2 separate regions of the Homo sapiens genome follow, and region 2 is linked to region 1. A link is a contact called in ENCODE Hi-C or POLR2A ChIA-PET data. All regions are on one chromosome and are shown on one strand. Each heading gives the region's core, a stretch centred on a gene start or an enhancer-like site at or near the end of the contact. The rest is flanking DNA. Distances are from core to core; before and after follow the strand shown. Region 1 holds the start of ADAM17 (ADAM metallopeptidase domain 17). Region 2 overlaps ATP6V1C2 (ATPase H+ transporting V1 subunit C2).

The links. A loop is a pair of places that touch in the nucleus more often than their neighbours do. ChIA-PET counts read pairs that join two places held with the same protein, here RNA polymerase II (POLR2A). Pooled maps may share reads with other maps.
Region 2: a loop to region 1 is called in a map of B cell, with 5 times the contacts of the local background. The contact joins the enhancer-like site here to the promoter of ADAM17 in region 1. A Hi-C loop is called at or near these places in 1 of 168 maps with a recorded cell type or tissue (B cell) and 2 of 50 pooled maps. POLR2A ChIA-PET finds 5 or more read pairs at or near these places in 1 of 52 experiments (HEK293).

What each region holds. Positions count from the first base shown.
Region 1 is chr2:9,552,523-9,558,986 of GRCh38, reverse strand. ADAM17 (ADAM metallopeptidase domain 17) reads left to right here and starts at 3,157. Exons shown (of 19, transcript NM_003183.6): 1 at 3,157-3,478. The coding sequence starts at 3,382. RefSeq lists silencers at 2,233-2,527, 2,499-2,718, 2,949-3,238, 3,853-4,147.
Region 2 is chr2:10,741,556-10,748,307 of GRCh38, reverse strand. The region is part of intron 3 of ATP6V1C2 (ATPase H+ transporting V1 subunit C2); the gene reads right to left. It also overlaps the pseudogene RNU7-138P. Among named protein-coding and RNA genes, the nearest start is that of ATP6V1C2, 23 kb to the right of the region's middle. RefSeq lists an enhancer at 2,741-2,800. Within about 2 kb of position 2,632, at least 5 of the 41 ENCODE cell types and tissues checked have a DNase peak (open chromatin) inside an H3K27ac peak, as active enhancers do; they include B cell, where a contact is called at or near this core.

The DNA of each region.
Region 1 (6,464 bases), core at 1,908-4,407:
GGCTGGGCTACCACTGTGGCTGTCAAATCTTTGAGGTATTTATACTCTATTGGAAAACTTTAAAATAATGACCTAACAGCTTTAATTTTAAATGTCAGTATTTATGCTGAAAGTTTCATAATTTGCTACTACTACGCTAATGATGAAAAACTTTAAAGATACACCTAGGGGGTATATAGTTGTTTTTTTTTTTGAGATGGAGTCTCCCTCTGTCGCCCAGGCTGGAGTGCAGTGGCGCTATCTCGGCTCATTGCAACCCCCACCTCCAGGGTTCAAGTGATTCTCCTGCCTCAGCCTCCCAAGTAGCTTGGACTACAGGCACGTGCCACTGCGCTGGCTAATTTTTTGTATTTTTAGTAGAGACGGGGTTTCACCGTGTTAGCCAGGATGGTCTTGATCTCCTGACCTCGTGATCCGCCTGCCTCGGCCTCCCAAAGTGCTGGGATTACAGGTGTGAGCCACCACGTCTGGCCAGGGGGTATATAGTTTTAAAAAATTATTTTGGTGCTGAGTGCAGTGGCTCATACCTGTAATCCCAGCACTCTGGGAGGCCAGGAGTTTGAGATCAGCCTGAGGAACATAGCGAGACTCCACTTCTATAAAAAAAATGTAAAGATTAGCCAGGTGTGGTGGTGCATGCCTGTGGTCCCAGCTACTGAGGAGGGTGAGGCTGGAGGATTGCTTGAGCCCAGGAGGTCGAGACTGCAGTGAGCTGTGATTGTGTCACGGTACTCCATCCTTGGCTGCAGAGCCAGACCGTCTCAAAAGATAAAAGAGCCGGGCGCGGTGGCTCATGCCTGTAATCCCAGCACTTTGGAGGCCAAGGCGGGCAGATCACGAGGTCAGGAGATCCAGACCAGTCTGGCCAACATGGTGAAACCCTGTCTCTACTGAAAATACAAAAATTAGCTGGGCATGGTGGCGCACAACTGTAGTCCCACCTACTTGGGAGGCTGAGGCAGGAGAATCCCTTGAACCTGGGAGGCAGAAGCTGCAGTGAGCCAAGATCATGCCACTGCACTCCAGCCTGGCAACAGAGCAAGACTCCGTCTCAAAAAAAAAAAAAAAAAAAAAAAAAGATAAACTAATTAATCTATCCAGTGCCCCTCTTACCATATTCCTTTGGCTCTTTATCTCCCCCACGTGGTGCTCTTTTATCTTAAAAGTATGCACAATTGATAAATGAAAGATGAACTGCAAATTGGAATAATTTGGGTCCTGATTTGTGAATTGAAAAGATTACTTGAAATTTGGAATGTCCCTGGAAATCTAGGACTTCTGGTTATTCAGGCCAGGCGCGGTGGCTCACGCTTATAATCCTGGCACTTTGGGAGGCCGAGGCGGGTGGATCACCTAAGGTCAGGAGTTTGAGACCAGCCTGGCCAACGTGGTGAAATGCCATCTCTACTAAAAATACAAAAATTAGCTGGGCGTGGTGGCGGGCGCCTGTAATCCCAGTTACTTGGGAGGCTGAGACAGGAGAATCGCTTAAACCTAGGAGGTGTTCAGTCGGTTGTAGTGGGCCAAGATCACGCCATTGCACTCCAGCCTGGGCAATAAGAGCGAAACTCTTTCCCCCACCACCCCCCCCCAAAAAAAAGAAAAGAAAATGGATCGGGATTTTTTTTTTAAACGGCATTTACTAAACAGCTAAGTACCTTCTATGAGCAAGGCACTGTACAAGAGCTGTTGGGGATACCAAAATAATACAATCTACGATCTACTAAAGTTACAAGCCGGACATTATGGTGACTGGATGTTCAGAAAAGAAACCAGATGACATTATTATGGTACACCAAAAAAGCCCCCCAAAAACCGTACTCAACTGTCACATTCTTATGGAATACAATTTTTACAGATTGTATACAATTTGCATGTGAAATTCTGCTTACTTTTTGACTAGGTATGCCACTAATGGGTATGTTTAATAAAGATATTTTATACTTCAGATGTACAGACCAGGTCCGGTTAATTTTAGCCAACAATGTATTGTTGAAAAAGACGCTGATATTTTACTGCGGCAAACCACCATTAACATAAATTTTAACCACAGTTTGAGTATTTTATTAGGAATAAGCCTTGAAACTTGAATAGGACTAGTATTCCTAACAATTTACCGTTTCATAATAAAGGCTGTCTCACTCTTAAGTGGAAAACGTATTATGTCCTACTTTTATAAACTTTGGTTGAACTAAATAAAACAGCAACATGTACCCAACGTTTTTAGACTGTTTTATTCAGTACCATAAACATTCACTAAACTATACAGAGCTAAAATCATGCAAAAGATTGCAAAACAAACTGCCTTGGGAAATTTCCAGTCTAAGCTAAATGGACCAAGTATAGGATTGAATTTTAAGAAGTTGGTGGGAAGATTCCAGCTCTTGTACTCACAGGTAAGGTCCTAGGATTCTATTTGTTGAAGTGTCTGCAGACCCTCTCCCTACAGCAGGGGCGTGGAGCAAATGTGCATTCAGGAAGTGCTTATTAGTCCCCCCAAAACCTTTTTCGTGACGACAGACGGATGGAGGCCTCAGACGACTCCGGCAGTAGGACCCTGAACCAAATGCCTGAGCTGCGCTCGAAAGGCTCGTCTCGCAGGAGCTGGCGAGTGGCACGGGCTTCGGTGGCCGGGCTCGGGGCTCGGGGCTCGGGGCCCGGGGCCGGGGGGGGCGGGGGGTCCGTGCCCAGGGCACTCTGTGGCTCGATTCATGTCCCCGCCCTCCCACCTGAGCACACTGGGCAGAGAGCCTGCGGCATCGGGCCAGTCGCGCCTCCTCGTCCGCCCTGGGCAGGTCGCTGGGCCCCAGGCCGCTTTCTACAGCTCCTTTAATAAAATGGACAGCAGGGGTCCTAACCAGACGTGGGCATCAAGACAAAGGAGGCGGCCAGACGCGCTTGAGGGCCTGCTCGCTAGCTCCCGCCCCCCCATTCCGCGGTCACCCGGGGACAGAGGCCAGGCCGGACTGGGTGGAGTTGGGACTCATACGTCTGCGTCCAGGAAGGCGCCGGGCGAGCCCCAGCTAGACGTGACGGGCGGGGCCGAACACGGCAGCGGACCAGAGGCCCGCGGCGCACCGGCGTGGGGCGGGGCAAGCGGAGCCTCCCGGGATGCCGCGCGGCAGCCGGCTTCCGGCTGTGGGTGGTGCGGGGGACAGCGGCGGCCGGAAGCTGGCTGAGCCGGCCTTTGGTAACGCCACCTGCACTTCTGGGGGCGTCGAGCCTGGCGGTAGAATCTTCCCAGTAGGCGGCGCGGGAGGGAAAAGAGGATTGAGGGGCTAGGCCGGGCGGATCCCGTCCTCCCCCGATGTGAGCAGTTTTCCGAAACCCCGTCAGGCGAAGGCTGCCCAGAGAGGTGGAGTCGGTAGCGGGGCCGGGAACATGAGGCAGTCTCTCCTATTCCTGACCAGCGTGGTTCCTTTCGTGCTGGCGCCGCGACCTCCGGATGACCCGGGCTTCGGCCCCCACCAGAGACTCGGTAAAGACCCAGGGGAGTTGGCTTAGGCCGGCGCCTGGAGCGCTCGTTTGAGGGAAGAGCAGGGGAGCTGGGTCTATCAGGTGTTTGGGGGCGGGGTATTGGCGATGGTGGCGCGTCCCTAAGTTTTCAGTGTAGAAGGGGGTGTGGCTCTCGGAGTTTGGGGAAAGAATAAAGGAGATGGGCCTGTCTCTGAGTGGGAAAGGGCTACTGGACGGGCTCCATGTAGTGACTGAGCGCCTGAGAGGGGTTTGCTCCCTAGCTTTGTGTTCGGGGAGGGTGTTGGGAAAGCGGTAAGGAGTAGGGTGGCTGGATCTTGTTTGGAGAGGGAGATGTGGTCAGGGTTCTTGCCTTAGTAGGGAACAAATCTAGTGTTGTGTGTTCCTACCAGAGCCAGAAAGGAAGGGCCCAAAGCTCCAGAATTCTTCCTGGTCCTCGAAGGAGGGAACTAGAATTTCTGCTGTAGGAGGTACTTATGCAGTAATCTCGTTGGGAGGCGGAGACTGGAGTTGGAGTCTTAAGAGTTGTGTTTTTGCGAACATCCTAAGCACGTTCTTGGTTATTTCAATTGTAGCTTATTGGAGGTGCTTGGGAGATGGGGGGAGGCGGAAACCTGGTAAGCCAACTCGTGATGCTGCCACTATGAATGCTTTCCTTGCACTTTTAAACAAAGAAATTATCAAGAGTGACGAGTTTGATGAATTTAGAGGCTAGAAAGTAGAGGGTTCCTATTTCATTAGATTTTCCAGAGAGATTGGATTTTAAGGATGGAGATGCATTAAGGGATCTGAACTTTGGTGGAAGTAAGTTTGCGTGAACTTTTAGTGTATTTTAAAATCCTTTTATCTTTCAAAAATTGACGTGTAAGATACTTTAATTAGTAATAAAGTGTGAAATAATGTTTTCCCAGTGTGTGAAATTGTAGGCTTGCATGGTTGTACTGGTTCCCAAATTTCACCATGATACCATGTGTAGTATTTTTTTTCTTTATATTTAGTGGACAGAAATTGTAATGGATTGGTATGGATACTAAAGGTGTTGAGAGTGTTATCACTTGAACAGCTGTCTTATGATTCTTTCCGATTGAAATGGATTACAAGTGACTAATGAAAGGCAAGGGATCTTGTTAGGAAGTGCTGAGAAGTGGTAAGTCAGTACAAATTGAAGGACATTTTGAGGTAGGATTGTGGTTAGGATGGAGGGATAGGGTAAGGGTCTTCATTTTAAGGATAAATGTTAGTAAAAAGAATAAATATGTATTTTGAGATATTAAAATTATATTTGCACCACCCTGACACAACTGTTTCACTTATGTTATTAATCTGTTGTTCGTAGGTAAAAATAAGCATGAGTCCCAAGGAAGCATACAGTTTAAAGAGAAACATTACTTTCTAGATCAATTCATAACATTTGCAGATCGTAAGGTTTTTTAGACCATTTTTTTTTTCCAAGACAGAGTCTTGCTCTGTTGCCCAGGCTGGAGTGCAGTGGCGCGATCTCAGCTCACTGCAACCTCCGCCTCCCGGGGTTCAAGCAGTTCACCTGCCTTAGCCTCCTGAGTAGCTGGGATTACAGGCATGTGCCACCACGCCCAGCTAATTTTTGTATTCCTAGTAGAGACGGGGTTTCACCATGTTGGCCAGGCTGGTCTAGAACTCTTGACCTCGTGATCCGCCCACCTGGGCCTCCCTAAGTGCTGGGATTACAGGCATGAACCACCGCTCCTGGCCCATGTGTTTGTTTTTTATTTGCAAAATGCAGACCACCTGTGCCAGAAGAATGCATAGACTTTTCTTTTTTCTTTTCTTTTCTTTTTCTTTCTTTTTTTTTTTTTTTGAGGCAGTGTTTTGCTCTTGTTGCCCAGGCTGGAGTGCAATGGCGTCATCTCAGCTCACCACAACCTCCGCCTCCCGGGTTCAAGCAATTCTCCTGCCTCAGCCTCCCAAGTAGCTGGGATTACAGGCATGTGCCACCACGTCCGGCTAATTTTTTGTATTTTTAGTAGAGATGGGGTTTCTCCATGTTATTCAGGCTGGTCTCGAACTCCTGACCTCAGGTGATCAGCACACCTCGGCCTCCCAAAGTGCTGGGATTAAAGGCTTGAGCCACCAGGCCCGGCCTCTTTTTTTTTTTTTAAACGAAATATTTGAAGGACACACAAGTATTATACGTGGCATTGGAAATACAAAGATCAGACGATATCCATCTTCAAATGGTTATAGCATAGGGAAATAGACATTCATTTAGGACACTTCTAAAACAGCATAGAGGAGAGTGCTAGAGTACGTTATAGCAAGTGTTATCACCAAATGAATCTTAGAGATCAAGTCTAGTTTTCAAATAAAGGAGGAGGAAAATGAGTCTCAGGAAGATGCTGTCAGTTGTCAATGATGAACATAGGCCTTGTGGGTATTTTTCTTTTGAAGAATGACTTTTTTTTTCAGTTTGTTTGACAGCTTACAATATAATTTGTTACTTAACCTTACCATTAGATTGAGTTGGTCAAGACTAGCAAATAGTTTCATAGTTGAAAAACATGCTTTATTATTTATTTTTTATGTTTATTGTCCTACAAATACTACTATATTGCAGTACTCAATATCGATTAGGCATATGACAACATTTTTCTGAAAGGCAAAAAATACCTAATAAAATGAAGCCTGGTTTTTAGAGTCCTCTATGGGTCACCAAAAATGATTTCAATTGAACTGTTATGAATTGCATAATTTAGGAAAGTTATGAGTCATATGAGCTTAGTCATGATGATATCTTGTTGAAGTTGCAGCTGGGGTGTATAAGTCTCACTTTGATTTCAAAATCGTTTTCCCTTTGTGTTACTTTTAATAAAAGAGGATGTAGTGGGTGGGAGGAAAAAATATAGGTCACAGATGAGGGATGAGAAAGTTTGTATCTGAAACATGTATTTTCAAATTTACCTTGAGGTTATTGGCATGGGGATTCTCCATATTGCAGTGCTGATTTCATTATT
Region 2 (6,752 bases), core at 1,383-3,882, 1.2 Mb before region 1:
CTGCATAACCTCCGTCTAGCCATGAGGAAGCAGCACGAGTTCAAATTAAGGAGCATATTACAAAATAACTGACCTAAACACTTAAAAAACTCAGAGCCATCAAGGTCAAAAAGACTGGGTGCAGTGGCTCACACCTGTAATCCCAGCACTTTGGGAGGCCAAGGCAAGTGGACCACGAGGTCAGGAGTTCGAGACCACCCAGGCCAACATGGCTAAACCCCATCTCTACTAAAAATACAAAAATTAGCCGGGCGTAGTGGTGCATGCCTGTAATACCAGCTACTCTAAACCCTAAACTCTTCCAGGTTTAGGCTGGAAAGCTTTGAGGCTGAGGCAGGAAAATTGCTTGAGCCTGGGAGGCAGAGGTTGCAGTGAGCCAAGATTGTGCCACTGCACTCCAGCCTGGGTAACAAAGCGAGACACCATCTCAAAAAAAGAAAAAGAAAAAGAAAAAAAAAGTCAAAAAGTCTGTATAAGTGTTCCAGTTTAAATAAGGCTAAAGAGACATGACAATTTATGACAGAAGACAGGAAGCCATCTCAGTTTTTATTATTATCTGAGAAAATATGACATTTTATTTTGGTAGAAAGTGTGCTTTTTTTTTTTGTTTCAAAGAGATGGTGTCTTGCTGTGTGGTCCAGACTGGTCTCAAACTCCTGGCCTTAAGTGATCCTCCCACCTCAGCCTTCTGAGTAGCTGAGACTACAGAAATGTGCCACTGTCCCCAGCTTAGAAAGCACACTATTGAGACAAGCGGTGATATCCAAGTGAAATCTGTAGACCGAGTACCAGTATTGCATTCCTGATTTTGATCATCATACTAAAGTTATATAAGAGGATGTCCTTATTTTTAAGAAATACACCCTAAAGTTTTTAGAGGTAAAGGAATATCATGTCTGTAACTTACTGTTGAAGAAGTTCAGAGTTCAGAAAGAGAGACAGAAAAGACAGAAGCAGAGACAAAAACAGAGAGAAAGCAGATGTGGTAAAAGTATATGAAAAGTATGAGAATTCTTTTCTTTTTTTTCTTTCTTTTTTTGAGACTGAGTTTCACTCTTGTTGCCCAAGCTTGAGTGCAATGGTGTGATCTCGGCTCACTGCAACCTCCACCTCCCGGGTTCAAGCAATTCTCCTGCCTCAGCCTCCCGAGTAGCTGGGATTACAGGCATGCACCACCATGACTGGCTAATTTTGTATTTTTAGTAGAGGCGGGGTTTCTTCATGTTGGTCAGGCTGGTCTGGAACTCACAACCTCAAGTGATCCACCTGCCCTGGCCTCCCAAAGCGCTGGGATTGCAGGCGCAAGCCACCGCACCTGGCTGAGAATTCTTTTCATTGTCTTTCATATTTTCTGGAAACTTGAAATTGGTTCAAAATAAAGCATTTAGGCATGTAAAGCATATAACCCCACTTAAAAAATTATGTCAGTATATACCTAAATAAGAATCCTAAAAGAAAAGAAACCAAACTGTTGACACTGGCTATTATCTTCATGGATACAAGAATGGAGACCTGCAATTTCCATGAATTTATGTAATGCTATGTTTTAATTTGTTAAAAACATATTACTTTTGCAAATAGAAAATAAAAGAAACTACGGTTGGGCGGGGTGGCTCATGTCTGTAACCCCAGCACTTTGGAAGGCCGAGGCGGGTGGATCATGAGGTCAAGAGATCAAGATCATCCTGGTCGACATGGTGAAACCACATCTCACTAAAAATACAGAAACTAGCCTGGCGTGCTGGTGGGCGCCTGTAATCCCAGCTACTTCGGAGGCTGAGGCACGAGAATTGCTTGAACCTGGGAGGTGGAGGTTGCAGTGGACTGAGATTGGGCCCCTGCATTCCAGCATGGGTGACAGAGGGAGACTCTGTCTCAAAAAAAAGAAAAAAGAAGAAGAAAAAAAAAAGGAAATAAGAGAAACTGAAAATAAAATAGTAAATCATAACAAAATAAATAATAAATAACTAATAAAAATAAACATAGCGGCATTATTAACAATAGCCAAGGCTGGGCTCAGTGGCTCACACCTGTAATCCCAGCATGTTGGGAGGCCAAGGTGGGCAGATCACTTGAGGTCAGGAGTTTGAGAACAGCCTGGCCCACATGGTGAAACCTCATCTCTACTAAAAATACAAAAATTAGCCGGGTGTGGTGGCACACACCTGTAGTTCCAGCTACTCGGGAGGCTGAGGCAGGAGAATTGCTTAAACCCAGGAGGTGGAGGTCACAAACTCCATCTCAAAAACAAACAAACAAAAATAACCAAAAGGTGGGAGCGACCCAAGCATCCATCAATAGCTGAGTGGATACATAGAATGTGGTGTGTCCATACGATGCGGCACTAGTCAGCCTTAAAAGGAAGGGAATTCTGACATGCTGTAAGACATTGAAGACATCATGCTGAGTAAAATAAGCCAGGCAGAAAAGGTCAAACACTATATGATTTCATTCATAGGAGGTACGTAAAATAGCCTAATTCATACAGAGAGAAAGTAGAAAGGTAGTTGCCAGGGCCTGGGGGAGGAGGAAAGGAGGAGTCACTGTTTAATGAATACAGTTTCAGTTCTTCAAAATGGAAAAAGTCCTGTGGGTGGAGGGTGGTGACGGTTGTAACAGCAGTGTGAACGTACTTAACGCCACTGAACTGTACACTTAAAAATGGTTGGCCGGGCGTGGTGGCTCATGCCTGTAAACCCAGCACTTTAGGAGGCAGAGGTAGGTGGATCACTTGAGATCAGGAATTTGAGACCAGCCTGGCCAACATGGTGAAAACCCGTCTCTACTTAAAATACAAAAATTACCAGGGTGTGTAGTCCCAGCTACTTGGGAGGCTGAGGCAGGAGAATCACTTGAATCAGGGAGGTGGAGGTTGCAGTGAGTTGAGATGGTGCCACTGCACTCCAGCCTGGGCGACAGAGTGAGACTCTGTCTAAAGAAAAAAAAAAACGGTTAAAAAGGTAACAAATAGGCTGGGCACAGTGGCTCATGCCTATAATCCCTGCACTTTGGGAGGTTGAGGTGGGTGGATCACCTGAGGTCAAGAGTTTGAGACGAGCCTGGCCAACATGGTGAAACCCCATCTCTCCTAAAAATACAAAAAAATTAGCTGGGTGTGGTGGCAGGCATCCAGATACTCGGGAGGCTGAGGCAGGAGAATTGCTTGAACCCGGGAGGCAAGGTTGCAATGAACCGAGATTGTGCCATTGCACTCCAGCCTGGGCAACAGGAATGAAATTCCGTCTCAGAAAAAAAAAAAAAAAAAAGAAAATAAATAAACAAATGGTAATAAATGATAAAAATACATTTTAAAGTAATAAACCCATATTCTTAAAAATAGGCCGGGTGCGATGGCTCATGCTTGTAATCCCAGCACTTTGGGAGGCTGAGGCGGGCAGATCACGAGGTCAAGAGATTGAGGCCATCCTGGCCAACATGGTGAAACCCCATCTCTACAAAAAATACAAAAAAATCAGCTGGGCGTGGTGGCGCACGCCTGTAGTCCCAGCTACTCGGGAGGCAGAGGCAGGAGAATTGCTTGAACCCAGGAGGCAGAGGTTGCAGTGAGCCGAGATCACGCCACTGCACTCCAGCCTGGCAACAGAGTGAGACTCTGTCTCAAAAAAAAAAAAAAAAAAGAAAAAGAGAAAAAAAAACCCATCAAGCATGGGGACAATTATTGTAACAGTGAGACCTGTTTATGTAGTTCAAGTGTCAGATACTAGAATTTCCCCTTACGTAGTTCAAGTGTCAGATACTAGAATTTCCCCAAGTTAAACATCTGCAGCATTAAAGGTGAGGAGGCCTGGTCAAATGCTCGTCTATAGGTTCACAGAAGAGCATCAACAAATAGCTCATAAGCGTGAGGAAGAAAGCTCAACCTCACTTGCACAGGAATATCTTTTACACCAATTAGTTCAGTGTATAAAGAAAACTCCTAATACAGCATTGGCAGTCCTTGGGGAAACAGGAGCATCAACGCACTGCTGAGATGAGGTGTTGATTGGTACAGCCTCACTAGAGAGTAATTTTAGAGTATCTATCAAACATTTGCAGGCAAGGGTTGGTTCTGGTGAAAACCAGAAAACCTCCTAGACAAATTCTAAAAAAGCTGTATTGTTTCCTTCGAGACAGGGTCGCACTCTGTCACCCAGGCTGCAGTGCAATGGCGTTACATGGCCCGCTGCAGCCTCAAACTCCTGTGCTCAAGGGACCTTCCTACCTTAGCCTCCCAGGTAGCTGGGACTGCAGGCACACACCACCATGCCTGGTTAAATTTTATTTATTTATTTATTTATTTATTATTATTATTTTTTTTTTTTTTTTGAGACTGAATCTCGCTGTTGCCCAGGCTAGGGTGCAGTGGTACAATCTTGGCTCACTGCAACCTCCGCCTCCGGGTTCCAGCTATTCTCCTGCCTCAGCCTCTCGAGTAGCTGGGATTATAGGTGCCCGCCATCATGCCTGGCTAATTTTTGTATTTTTAGTAAAGATGGGGTTTCACCATGTTAGCCAGGCTGGTCTTGAGCTCCTGACCTCAAGTGATCCACCCACCTCGGCCTCCCAAAGTGCTGGGATTACAGGCGTGAGCCACCTCGCCCGGTCTAATTTATTATTATTATTATTTGTACAGACAGGGCGTCCCTATGGTGCCTAAGCTAGTTTCCAACTCCTGGGCTCAAGCCATCCTTCTGCCTTGGCCTCCCTAGTGCTGGGATTACAGGTGTGAGCCATTGAACTTCCAGAAATGTATTCTTCTGCTATACTGGCTCATGTGCTACAAACACCATATTTTGTGGCAGAATGGTTTGTAATTACAAAAGACAGGAAGCCATTTCAATGTTTGTCAACTAGGGACCCATCTGATATAATGGACCACCAAGAAGTCTCTAAAACAGAATGAGATCAGGTGTGGTGGCTCACACCTGTAATCCCAGCACTTTGGGAGGCCAAGACAGGAGGATCACTTGAGCCCAGGAGTTCGAGATCAGCTTGAGCAACATAGCGAGACCCTGTATCTACCAAATAAATAAATATATATATAAATAAATATTAGCCATGGGTAGTGGGGTGTGCCTGTAGTCCCAGCAACTCAGGAGGGTGAGGCTGGTTGCAGTGAGGAGTGATTGAATCACTGCAGTCCAGCCTGGGCAACAGAGTGAGACCCTGTTTCAAAAAACAAAAAGTCAATCATGGTAATTCAAATAGACAAAGCAGTGAGTAAATAAAGGAGTAAGACAGAGGCGTGCTACTCAGGCCCAGCCCCTTACCTCGATAGTCATCTGGGGAATCCCCAAGGGAAGAAATTGGGTAAGATGGAGTGGGAGGAGTGGGGGGCATTGCCCAGGTGTGAGGCAGGGCAGGTAGGGACTGGAGGCCTTTGGGTGCTGGGCAGGCAGCCTCCAGACACGGGCAAGCTGCGGTGGGGGATCAGGCGAGAAGGGGCCGCCCAGGAGCTTCACAAATCTGCCTGTGGCAGGTCTGTACCGAACGTGCCCTTTCCTTCCTTTCCACAAACACTACGGGGGCACCTCTTAGCCCTGCTGATTTCTAAACCCTGGACCCCAAGGCGTTCAGGGGTGGTAGAATGGCCCTGGGGTAGAGGATGGCTGAAGGGCTTCTATCCCAACGGTGAGGGGGGCTCCTGAGATCTGTCTCCTCTTCTTCCGCACCCACAGCCAGGACATTCCTGCCATGCAGGGCCCCCAGGACTCTTCCAGTCCAGGGGTATGGGGAGAGGAGCAGCCGGCGGGTGCCTAGAAGCCTTGCACCCCAGCAGGAGGGCTGGAATTGGAGGTGAATACTTGAGGCTGCAGATCGCAGGGCCCGAGCAGAGGAGATTCTTATGTAGCCTTAAGACACAGTGTCTCCAGGGTTTCTGCCCTGCAAACTGCACAGGCCGCTCCCTTCTTTGTAGAAGGAAGGGTTGGGTCTCCCACCTCCAGCTCTCCCGCTGAGGAGTAGTGGATACAGGTTCTGAGGATCCTGAGGGCAAGTCTATGCAACACCAAAGAGAAGGCTTTCTCCCTCCCTGGATTTTCTGGAAAATTCTAGCAAACGCAGGATAGAGTTGTTTGGTTGTCAGAAATTACCCAGAAAGGCCAGCGTGGTGACTCACGCCTATAATCCCAGCACTTTGGGAGGCCGAGGTGGGCAGATCGCCTGAGGTCAGGAGTTGGAGACCAGACTGGACAACATGGCCAAACCCTGTCTCTACTAAAAATATAAAAATTAGCTGGGTGTGGTGGTGCGTGCCTGTAATCCCAGCTACTCGGGAGGCTGAGGCAGGAGAACCACTTGAGCCCGGGAAGCGAGATTGCAGCGAGCCAAGATCATGCCATTGCACTCCAGCCTAAGCCACAGGGCGAGACTCCATGGAAGGAAGGAAGGAAGGAAGGAAGGAAGGAAGGAAGGAGGGAAGGAGGGAGGGAGGGAGGAACCCAGATGCCTGGGAAGAGCGCAACCAGGTTACACGGCAGGATCGGAGGGAGGGCATCTGGGAGCTTCTCTTTGCCCCCAGAAAACCACTAAGGATTTATATCTGAATGCTCCACACACAAAGCCAAGGCCCTTAGAGCTGAGGAAATGGAGTGCACAGAGGCCCAGAAGCTTGCCCCAGGTCACTTCACTGGTGGCCACATGTCAGCTGGTCCTGACCCCCAGCCTTCCCCTAAAGCCAGTCTCCATCCGTGAAAGCAGGTGCTAGCATGCCCGCTCTGGATAACCCAAAACCCCAGGCCCGCCAGTGCCCG